3 separate regions of the Homo sapiens genome follow, and all the other regions are linked to region 1. A link is a contact called in ENCODE Hi-C or POLR2A ChIA-PET data. All regions are on one chromosome and are shown on one strand. The core of a region is the stretch at or near the end of the contact, and the rest is flanking DNA. Distances in the headings are between cores, read along the strand shown.

What was found. A loop is a pair of places that touch in the nucleus more often than their neighbours do. ChIA-PET counts read pairs that join two places held with the same protein, here RNA polymerase II (POLR2A). Pooled maps may share reads with other maps.
Region 2: a loop to region 1 is called in a pooled map, with 6 times the contacts of the local background. The contact joins the enhancer-like site here to the promoter of NAE1 in region 1. A Hi-C loop is called at or near these places in 7 of 50 pooled maps. POLR2A ChIA-PET finds 5 or more read pairs at or near these places in 2 of 52 experiments (BJ and activated naive CD4-positive, alpha-beta T cell).
Region 3: a loop to region 1 is called in a map with no recorded cell type, with 4 times the contacts of the local background. The contact joins the promoter of LRRC36 here to the promoter of NAE1 in region 1. A Hi-C loop is called at or near these places in 1 of 37 single-sample maps with no recorded cell type.

What each region holds. Positions count from the first base shown.
Region 1 is chr16:66,829,695-66,833,003 of GRCh38, reverse strand. NAE1 (NEDD8 activating enzyme E1 subunit 1) reads left to right here and starts at 2,028. Exons shown (of 20, transcript NM_003905.4): 1 at 2,028-2,157. The coding sequence starts at 2,105. RefSeq lists silencers at 2,068-2,292, 2,274-2,333, 2,344-2,553 and an enhancer at 1,804-2,304.
Region 2 is chr16:66,515,461-66,518,499 of GRCh38, reverse strand. It overlaps TK2 (thymidine kinase 2), which reads left to right. Exons shown (of 10, transcript NM_004614.5): 7 at 623-711; 8 at 1,285-1,364. Among named protein-coding and RNA genes, the nearest start is that of TK2, 33 kb to the left of the region's middle. Within about 2 kb of position 1,584, at least 33 of the 41 ENCODE cell types and tissues checked have a DNase peak (open chromatin) inside an H3K27ac peak, as active enhancers do.
Region 3 is chr16:67,325,393-67,328,569 of GRCh38, reverse strand. LRRC36 (leucine rich repeat containing 36) reads right to left here and starts at 1,755. Exons shown (of 14, transcript NM_018296.6): 1 at 1,638-1,755. The coding sequence starts at 1,707. It overlaps KCTD19 (potassium channel tetramerization domain containing 19), which reads left to right and starts at 1,829. Exons shown (of 16, transcript NM_001100915.3): 1 at 1,829-1,865. The coding sequence starts at 1,863. RefSeq lists a silencer at 1,713-1,862.

The DNA of each region.
Region 1 (3,309 bases), core at 779-3,278:
AGCGGACGGATTCTCCCCTACAGGTTTCAGAAGGAGCATAGTCCCACCCGTGCTTTGATTGTAGACTTCCAGCCTCCAGAACTGTGAGACAATAAATTTCTCTTGTTTTAAGTCACCCAGTTTGTGGTTCTTTGTTACGACATTCCTAGGAAACTGATACCCTGAGGTATCATTTTACAGACAACACCAACACAAACCTTTTCAAAATCATTTACTTCTTCACGGGCAATATGACTAGCCTTCTACCAAATTTGTGGGTGTTTCCTTTCATGAAGTCCATAGGTATGAGAAACTAAGCAGTGAACTCTCATCTGCTGCCTTTTGACCTTCCTACTTTCCCGGAGTGTATTTTATTATCCCTTATATTTTACCTGTCCACTTGGAGAAGGAAATGTGACAGCACAAACACATGATGAGCTGGGAAAGCCTCACACCTCTGTTTCCCATCAGTGTGTTCCATGGGAGCTGGGTAAGGGCAAGGGAAGGTATGGGAAGGTGTACTCTCACCCTAGTCCAGGAGACCATGCCCAGGGCAAAGTGCAATTCATCATCACTGCATCATTACCATCAAACTGTGCCATCTCTCTGGTCCCCATCCTAGGGGATTGGGGGTGGGGATCTGTGTTCATTTTCACCTTATTTCAGGCAGTTATTAACCTGAAGGTGCCTGTAGGGTCTGCGAGATAGCAGGGAAGGAGTCTTCGTCTCCCTCACAGATGGTCACCTTGTCTTCAGCACCACCACCCCCCTCCCAATTGTTCTCATGGGGTAACCTCCTTCCTTGGCCTCCCATCCCCACAGGACAGCCGTTCTCTTCCTGAAAGGAGGGTCTTTTCAGGAAGTGGAGGACTTTAAATTCCTCCTTGGATCTATGTTCACAGTCTTCAGAACCCAGCCTGTCCCAACTGTCTCTCAAACCTTCTCAACCACTCCCTATCCTTCACCTGACCAAACTTACTCTAGCACCTACAGCTTGCTATGCCTTCTTTGCTTCCTAGAGATGGCACCTGCTGTTCCTTATGCTTAAAACACCCTTCCAGCTGGGCACAGTGGATCATGCCTATAATCTCAGCACATTGGGAGGCCAAGGCGGGCAGATCGCTTGAGCCCAGGAGTTTGAGACCAGCCTGGGCCATGACGAAACCCCATCTCTACAAAAAATGTACAAAAATTAGCCAGGTGTGGTGGTGCATGCCTGTAGTCCCAGCTACTTGGGAGGCTGAGGTGAGAGGATTGCTGCCTGGGAGGTTGAAGCTGCAGTGAATTGAGATCACACCACCGAACTCCAGTCTGAGCAATAGAGAGAGACCCTGTCTCAAACAAAACAAAACAAAACAAAACAAAACACTCCTCCATCTCCAAACCACATGAAACATTCTTGGAGAGGGGGACTGGGGAGGTTCTTCTGTGCACCCCTGAGCACCCTGCTTCCCTCTATCTAGAGGAAGGCCACATTGTCTGGTAAGTGCTTGTTTGCTGTCCCTCTTCCTTCATGAGACTAAACTCTCCAAGAACAGAGCCCTGGACTTGTCTGCATCTGCAGCAGGGAGCCCCTAGCTTTGTGATTCAAAATAGGCTTGTGGGCTTTTCATGAGAGGAAGAAATGGGTGAAAAATAATGATCATCAAAATGAAAGTTATTATTCATGCAAGATTTGGGGGGAGTCTGGCCTCCTGTATTCAAAATCTCATTTAAGGTCAAAAGACACTTGGGACCCATTTATCCCCACTGCACAGGTGAGCACACTGAGGATTTGAGAGGTAAAGAGTAGATCTCACAGCCAGTTAAGTGGTCGAAATACAAGTATGCCTGATTCCAATGCCCCAGTCGCCCCCAATTACTGCATGGACAGAGGGCAAATTGGCAGGCTAGCGGGTCTGCCTTTCTGGCCGATGGGGACCAAGAGCCCCAGACCCGCTCGGGTACCAGGGCCGCTTAGGCCCCGGCGTACCGGCGACGCGTGCGCAGTGCAGTGCGGCGCCCCCTGCAGGCAGCGCGCAGGAGACGGTAGCGGCGAAGGGGCGCTCAGTGCGCCTGCGCGCTTGTGGAGCTGGTGGCGGCGCTCCGCAGGGGCTCGGCTGTTTTCCGCGCGGCAGGCGCGGCCATGGCGCAGCTGGGAAAGCTGCTCAAGGAGCAGAAGTACGACCGGCAGCTGAGGTGAGCCGAGGCTCACCGAGCCGAGGGCGGGCCGGCGGGCTTTCCAGCATTCGGGCCGGGCCTAAGGGCGCGGGCGGCGCGGTCGGGCCTTCCTCAGGCCTTCTTCCAGGCTGGGCCGGGCCGTGCGGGGCGCGGGAAGCCGGCGCTCGGAGCTCCCGCCCTGGGCCAAAGGTGCTCCGCGAGGGCTGGGACCCCTTCCCCCGCCACGCGGTGTGCAGTTCGGGGGACGGGGTCCCCAGCGCCAGCCGGGTAGCTAAGGCGGCTGCCGGCCCCGTTGCGCCCAGGCTCCTCGTTTTCCGAATGGGGAGGCCCGGGGCGCACCGCATCCCGGCCGCGAGGGCGGCACAGAGGGTTAGGTTTTGTTCTCAGCCAGCGCTGTCCAATGGAAATAAAATGCTAGTCTCATGTGAGCCGCAAATGTAATTATAAATTTTCTAGTAACCACACTAAAGGTAAAATGAAACAGATGAAATTGATTTTTAAATACAATTTAACCCAATATGTCCAAAACATTACTATTTCAACACAATATAAAAAGTTCTTGAGATATTTTACTTAAATTTTTATTTTTATTTTTATTTTTGTTTTTGTAGAAACGAGGTTTTTGCCACCTTTCCCCAAGCTGGTCATGAGTATTTTCCTTTTTAAAACTGTCTTGGAGGACCGGCACGGTGGCTCACGCCTGTAATCCCAGCACTTTGGGAGGCCGAAGCGGGCGGATCACCTGAGGTCAGGAGTTCGAGACCAGCCTGGGCAACATGGTGAAACCCTGTTTCTATTTAAAAATTCAGAAATTAGCTGGGCGTGGTGGTGCGCGCCTGTAATCCCAGTTACTCTGGAGGCTGAGGCTGGAGAATCGGTTGAATCCAGGAGGTGTAGGTTTCAGGGAGCCGAGATCGTGCCACTGCACTCCAGCCTGGGTGACAGAGCGAGACTCCGTCAAAAAAGCCCCCCCAAAACTATCGTATAAATATTGTATTTTACACTTACCAGCACATCTCAGTTAACACTAGCCTCATTGCTTGTGCTCAGTAGTACATGTGGCTAGCAGCTACCTTAATGGACAGTGCAGGCCTAAGCCATCAGGAGGGTCCTTGGGTACTTCCCCACCCTTGCCTTTTCTCCTTGCACTACCCATTCCTTATTTATTGA
Region 2 (3,039 bases), core at 335-2,834, 310 kb after region 1:
GGAGTGCAGTGGCATGATCATGACCCACTACAGCCTTAAACCCCTGGGCTCAAGTGATCCACCTGCCTCAGTTTCCCGAGTAGCTAGGACCATAGGCATGCGCCACCACCCCTAGTTAATTTTTTTGTAGTTTTTGTAGAGATGGGGGTCTTTCCATGTTGCCCAGGCAGATCTTGAACTTCTGGCCTCAAGTGATCCTCCCACCTCACCCTCCCAAAGTGCTGGGATTACAGGCATAAGCCACCACCCTGGTCCACAAAATAAATTTCTAGAAGTGAAATTGGTTTGCTGATTCATTGCCTAACCTGAGCACTGTCTCTGTTCTCAGGGTACAAGCTTTAAAGTCCCTTTCTCTGCTTAGAGTTCCAATCCCAAGTGAATTCTCCCATCACTCCGTGCCATGGCCCTTGCAGCATTGTGCCATAAGCCGCTCCCAGGCAGCAGGAGGTCGGGAATGCTTAGGGTCCTTGTCACTGCATGTCCAGTATTGCACGGATCACACTGTGCCCTGGTACCCTTGGTGACTCCTTTCATTGAGAGCCGTCTCAAGATCCTTTTGGGGGAATTGCATAGCCCAGAAGTTTTCTCTTAGGTGAATAAGCCCTTACAACTCTCATTGCAGTGGGAAGATGCCAGAAGTGGACTATGTAGTTCTGTCGGAATGGTTTGACTGGATCTTGAGGAACATGGACGTGTCTGTTGATTTGATAGGTGAGATGCACCCCTCCCACCTCCCTCTCTTGTCTCTCTCCTGGGTCCCTTGAGGATGTGCTTGGCTGGGCCCCAACCCTTGGGGGCAGTGGGTGAGGCACTTGCCCTTGGCAGTTCCTTCCCCATGGGAGTTCAGCTTTCTCCCTGAGGGCAGACAGAATTCGGGACTTCTGGTCTCTCATGGAGAAGAACCCTGGCCTTTGTTCTTTAAACTTCCCTCCCTGGCTCAGCTACTTTCAGACCCAAATCCACTGTGATCTGATGGGTTTTTCTAGTTTGCAAAGGAACAGGAAGGACAGAGCCTGAACATTCACTGAGACCTGCTGGGTGTGAGGCCTGTTTTGAGCTCTGTCTATGAACAGAATCCCATTCAGCCTCAAAACGACCCCACGGGGCCGCTGACACTGAAAGAGAATGAAAGTCGAGGCGGAGGGTCAGTGGTCAAGCCAAGAGCTGGCCCTCCCTGCTTCCTGCTCGAGCTGTGCAGACCTTCCTCCCGCCTTTGCCTGTGTGCCTGCTTTGCTTCCAAGCCATGAGCAGAGTCCTGAGAGCCACGTATTCTTTTAACCTCAGTTTACCTTCGGACCAATCCTGAGACTTGTTACCAGAGGTTAAAGAAGAGATGCAGGGAAGAGGAGAAGGTCATTCCGCTGGTAAGAGGCCTCTTTGACTTGGTTAAAGACAAACTGGGAAACCACCTCTGTCCAACCCGGCTTCCTCTCCCGGCCCCACCCCCATGAGATCATTGTGCCCTTGTTTGCAGAGAGAGAACAGGAACCAAGTGTATCAGAGGGTGAACTCTGACTTCCTGTTTGGCCAGAGACCCACGTGGATGTCCAGATCTGCTTGGCTTCCTGTGGTCGCTGACTCACAGTTTGGCAACCCTCCTGCTTGGAGGCGTTCCCCTCCCCTCCCCACCTGCCCCTCCCCATCTTGGCAGCACCAGGGCTTGTCTGTTCTGCCTCCTGAAGATTGCCTGGCCTTGTGCTCTCTGTGTCCTCCCTAGAATGCGAGTTCCAGGAGGGCAGGACCCAGCCCTCTTGTTCACTGCTGCATCCCTAGTGCTTAGCACAGTGCCCGGCACGGAGGCGGTGCTCATGCTTAGTGGTGTTTGCCCACTGGAGAGATGCCATGCCCTTCTGAGTTCTGCTCAGGCCACACTGACTCTCATGGGGACTCTGCCAGTATAGGCCCGGGCTGTGCATCTCGCCCTGGCCCTTCCCTCCTTGCATCTCCCTTCAAAATCTGGCCTCCAGGCTGCCGCCCGGCTGATATTTCCAATACTCATCACCACTCGTGCAATTTCCCAGCCCAGAACCTTTCAGTGCCTTGCTGCTGGCTAGAATGCAGTCCCCACTTTGTAATACGGCTTATGACCCGGCCCCAACTGCCTCTCTGGCGTTATCATCCTCCATTCCCTACTTTCTATGCTCTGGCTATAAGGAACTAGTTGTGGCCACACACAAACAACCACATACACAGTGGAGTTATGCAAATGTGCCTTTGCACAGTCGTTTCCTTTGTCTTTAAAGTGTTACTCAGATGTCACCTCCTCCAGGAAGCCACCCCTGACCTTCCTTCCATTGTAACCCCCCCCAAACCCACCCCCTGGCTTTCTGTGATCATGGGCCTTAGGACAGCATACTGACACTATTTGTTTATACCTTTGTTCCCCATCCCTCACTAATGTGAGCTTTTTAAGATTGGGTCTTATTCCCTCCGTGTCCTCTGCATGTGCCTTGGGGCCTGGTGCCTAGTAGTTGCTCAGTTAGTATTGAACTGAATGTCCCATGTGAGAAGCTGCCACTGGAGGGAGACAGAGGCTGGGCAAGCATTCAGTGGGGTGTCAGGGGCTCTGAGCTCAGGATAGGCTGGACTGGGGGCCCTGGGAAGCCTATCCAACTCCTGAAATCCTGCTCAGCCTTGTTTTTCCTTGGTGCCAGCACGATGCATTCCTGCCACGAGGGCCCAGGCGTCACTCTGGGCAGCTCCTTTGAAATCTTGGAGACAAGAATGCTAGGAAGATGGAATGTGGTGGAATGGGGCCAGGCTGGACCATGCTGTGATGCGCACAGCAGCTCTGTGCAGTGACCCAGATGCTCCCCAAGCCTGGGGGCCGTCCAAGCCGTGATCCAAGCCATTGTCTTAAGGGTTTGACCAGGTCCATGGGACACATCTGGCTCCTATTGCCAAGGGAGAGCTGGGCAGGAGATGTAAAGGCTGCTGCAGAGTTGACACGCGAGCCTCTGGGATGGCGAGTGGAATCTGTGTGAGGAGCCATCCCACTCTGTGCCTGGGAGAGCACGAGTATCTGCTCTGCCTGGCATG
Region 3 (3,177 bases), core at 506-3,005, 500 kb before region 1:
GGGGAGTAAAGACTTTCTTCTCACTGTACAATTTTTATTTTATTTATTTATTTTTTCGAGACGGAGTCTCACTCTGTCACCCAGGCTGGAGTGCAGTGGCGCGATCTCGGCTCACTGCAAGCTCCGCCTCCTGGGTTCACGCCATTCTCCTGCCTCAGCCTCCCGAGTAGCTGGGACTACAGGCGCCCGCCACCATGCTCCGCTAATTTTTTTTGTATTTTTAGTAGAGACGGGGTTTCACTGTGTTAGCCAGGATGGTCTCGATCTCCTGACTCGTGATCCGCCCGCCTCGGCCTCCCAGAGTGCTGGGATTACAGTCGTGAGCCACCGCGCCTGGCCCTCACTGTACAATTATTATATTACCCACAGAATAAATTAATTGAATTATTTTAACAGTCAAAATGAGTAAATATTACATATTTCCCCCCTCTACCAAATTAATCATTAGACTACCGACATGCTCTAGTATATCCTTCCTGTTCTGTTCTTGACTGCACATCATACGCTTCAGCTACCATCTATTTCTGCAGTCTCTTTTACAGCTAAAATTTTCAGCAAAAGTTCTTACTTTCACTGTCTCTTCCCCTCAAATATCATTTCCCTTTTTCATCCCACTCCAATCTGGTTTCCCTCCTCCCCACCCTCCCAAAACTCCCTCTGTCAAGGTCACCAGTAAGTTCCATGTTGCTAAATCTAACAGACACTCTGCATTTAAGTTGCTCAGCCTGTCAATAGCATTTGGCACAGTTGGCCATTGCTTGCTCGATACACTACCCCTTCTCAAATTCCAAGATACCACATTCTTCCTCTATACAACCTCTAAACACTGAAATATTCCAAGGTTGAGTCTTAAGCTTTCTTTCACTTCTCCATCGACATTCTCTCCTTAGCTGAGTTCATCCACTCCCGTAGCTTTAAATACCACCTATTGCTAATGTCTCCAAAATTTTCATCTCTAACCCTGACCTCTCCTCTGAGGTCCAGACCCATATATCCAACTGCCTACTAGGTACCTTACACTTGGATGTCTAATAGACATTTTATTATTTATTTATTTTATTTATTATTATTATTTTTGAGATGGAGTCTCGCTCTGTCGCCCAGGCTGCAGTGCAGTGGTGCGATCTCGGCTAACTGCAACCTCCGCCTCCCGGGTTCAAGCGATTCTCCTGCCTCAGCCTCCCGAGTAGCTGGGATTATAGACTTGAACCACCACGCCGGGCTAATTTTTGTATTTTAGTAGAGACGGGGTTTCACCATGTTGGCCACGCTCAGGTGATCCACCCGCCTCCGCCTCCCAAAGTGCTGGGATTACAGCGGTCAGCCACCGCCCCCCGCAGTTCTGTCACCTGCGGCAGGGTCCCCTGTTAACCTTGTTTCTCCTTCCCTACTTCACACTCCCCTCTTCTCTCTCAATTCCTCGGGCTCTGCCCCACACCCTCCCGTTACTTCAGTTCCTCCACCTCCACCTCCCTCTAACCTTCTGCCTCAAGTTATCCCCCCGCCCCCCAGCCTCAGGTACCGCTTCTCTGTGGTTCCCTCGCCTCTATCTCAGGTTCCCCGCCTTCCACTTCAGTTTTCTTTCCACAGCTTCTGACCCTACGTTCCCAGTCCACACCCTCCCGGCCAGACCCTACCCGGCTGCTCCAGCGTCAGCGCCCCCAGGCGGCGAATGCCTTCCTCGTCCAGCTCCCATTGCTCCGCCATCCCCGCCCGCCGCTCACCTGCCACCGCCCGCGAGACCACCCGGCGCACGCCAGGCCCCGCCCACTGCCCCGCCCCCCGCGCGCGCGCCGCCGCGACCCCGGGAACCGTTATTGGCCGGGTCACAAGCCCGCCCGCCCGCTGCTGGAGCCGCGACCATGGTACGGAGCCCGCTCTGGCGGGGGCGCCAAAAGCACCAAAGCGGCGAATGGGGGCCGCTGTGGCCAAGGATTGGGGCTAAGTGGTTCGAGACCTGGCTCTGGGGCATGGGAGAGAGCGAGGGGCCCCCAGCCGGGAAGGATTTGGGGGGCTGGCTCTGAGGAGTTAGAATAACGCTCTGTCTTGAGGGATGAAGTGTTCTGGCTCTGAGGATGTGGGGGACTCCGGTTCTGAGGGCTGGGCGTGTGCCCCTTTGACGGGGTGGTCTTCATATCTCAGCGCTGGGGGATGCTGACTTTGGGGCAAGGCGAGGGTGTGTGTGAAGGGGAGATCCAAATCTGAAGGATTGGAGCGTGGGGACAGAACTCTAAGGCATGATGGGGAGCTCCAGATCTGAAAGGTTGGGAATCCTGGCTCTGAGGAGTTGGGGTCCTGTCTTTAGAGCATGAGGAAGTTCTAGCTCTAGAAATTGACTTGGACGGGCTGGGCGCGGTGTCTCACGCCTGTAATCCCAGCACTTTGGGAGCCCGAGGTGGGCGGATCACCTGAGGTCAAGAGTTCAAGACCAGCCTGGCCAACATGGTGAAACCCCATCTCTACTAAAAATACAAAAATTAGCCGGGTGTGGTGGCACGGCCTGTAGTCCCAGCTACTCGGGAGGCTGAGGCAGGAGAATCGCTTGAACCCGGGAGGTGGAGGTTGCAGTGAACCGAGATTGCACCACTGCACTCCAGCCTGGGCGACCTGAGTGACAGAGCCAGACCTTGTCTCAAAAAAAAAAAAAAAAAAAAGGTAAGAAATTTACTTGGACGGAGCTTCTTCGGGGGAGAAGGATCAGCGTGGGAAAGAGAGAAGCTCTTTGTAATGGGGTGGGGATGACTGCTTTAGGGCTACCCCGTTTCCTGAAGTCAGTCCGGCAAGAAGCCTTTTGTCTTTCAAGCACCACAGGTTCCCCTAAGCTTGCCTGTGACTGAGGGCTGTCGCCAGGCTGCGATAGCTCTGCACTAACCAGCCCCTGAGTAGTCTTTGGGAAAGAACAGCCGCATCCCTAACCCCTACCCTCACTCCAGCAGGCACTTAAGAGCCCACCTGTGGATGGGACATGTATGTAAGAAGGAGCCAGGACCCTCTTGTCACACCCTATCCTTAACAAGAAAAGAGGGTGGGCTGGGCGTGGTGGCTCACGTCTGTAATCCCAGCACTTTGGGAGGCCGAAGCATGTGGATCACGAGGTCAGGAGATCGAGACCATCCTGGCTAACACAGTGAAACCCCATCTCTACTAAAAATACAAAAATAAAACAAAATAAAATAA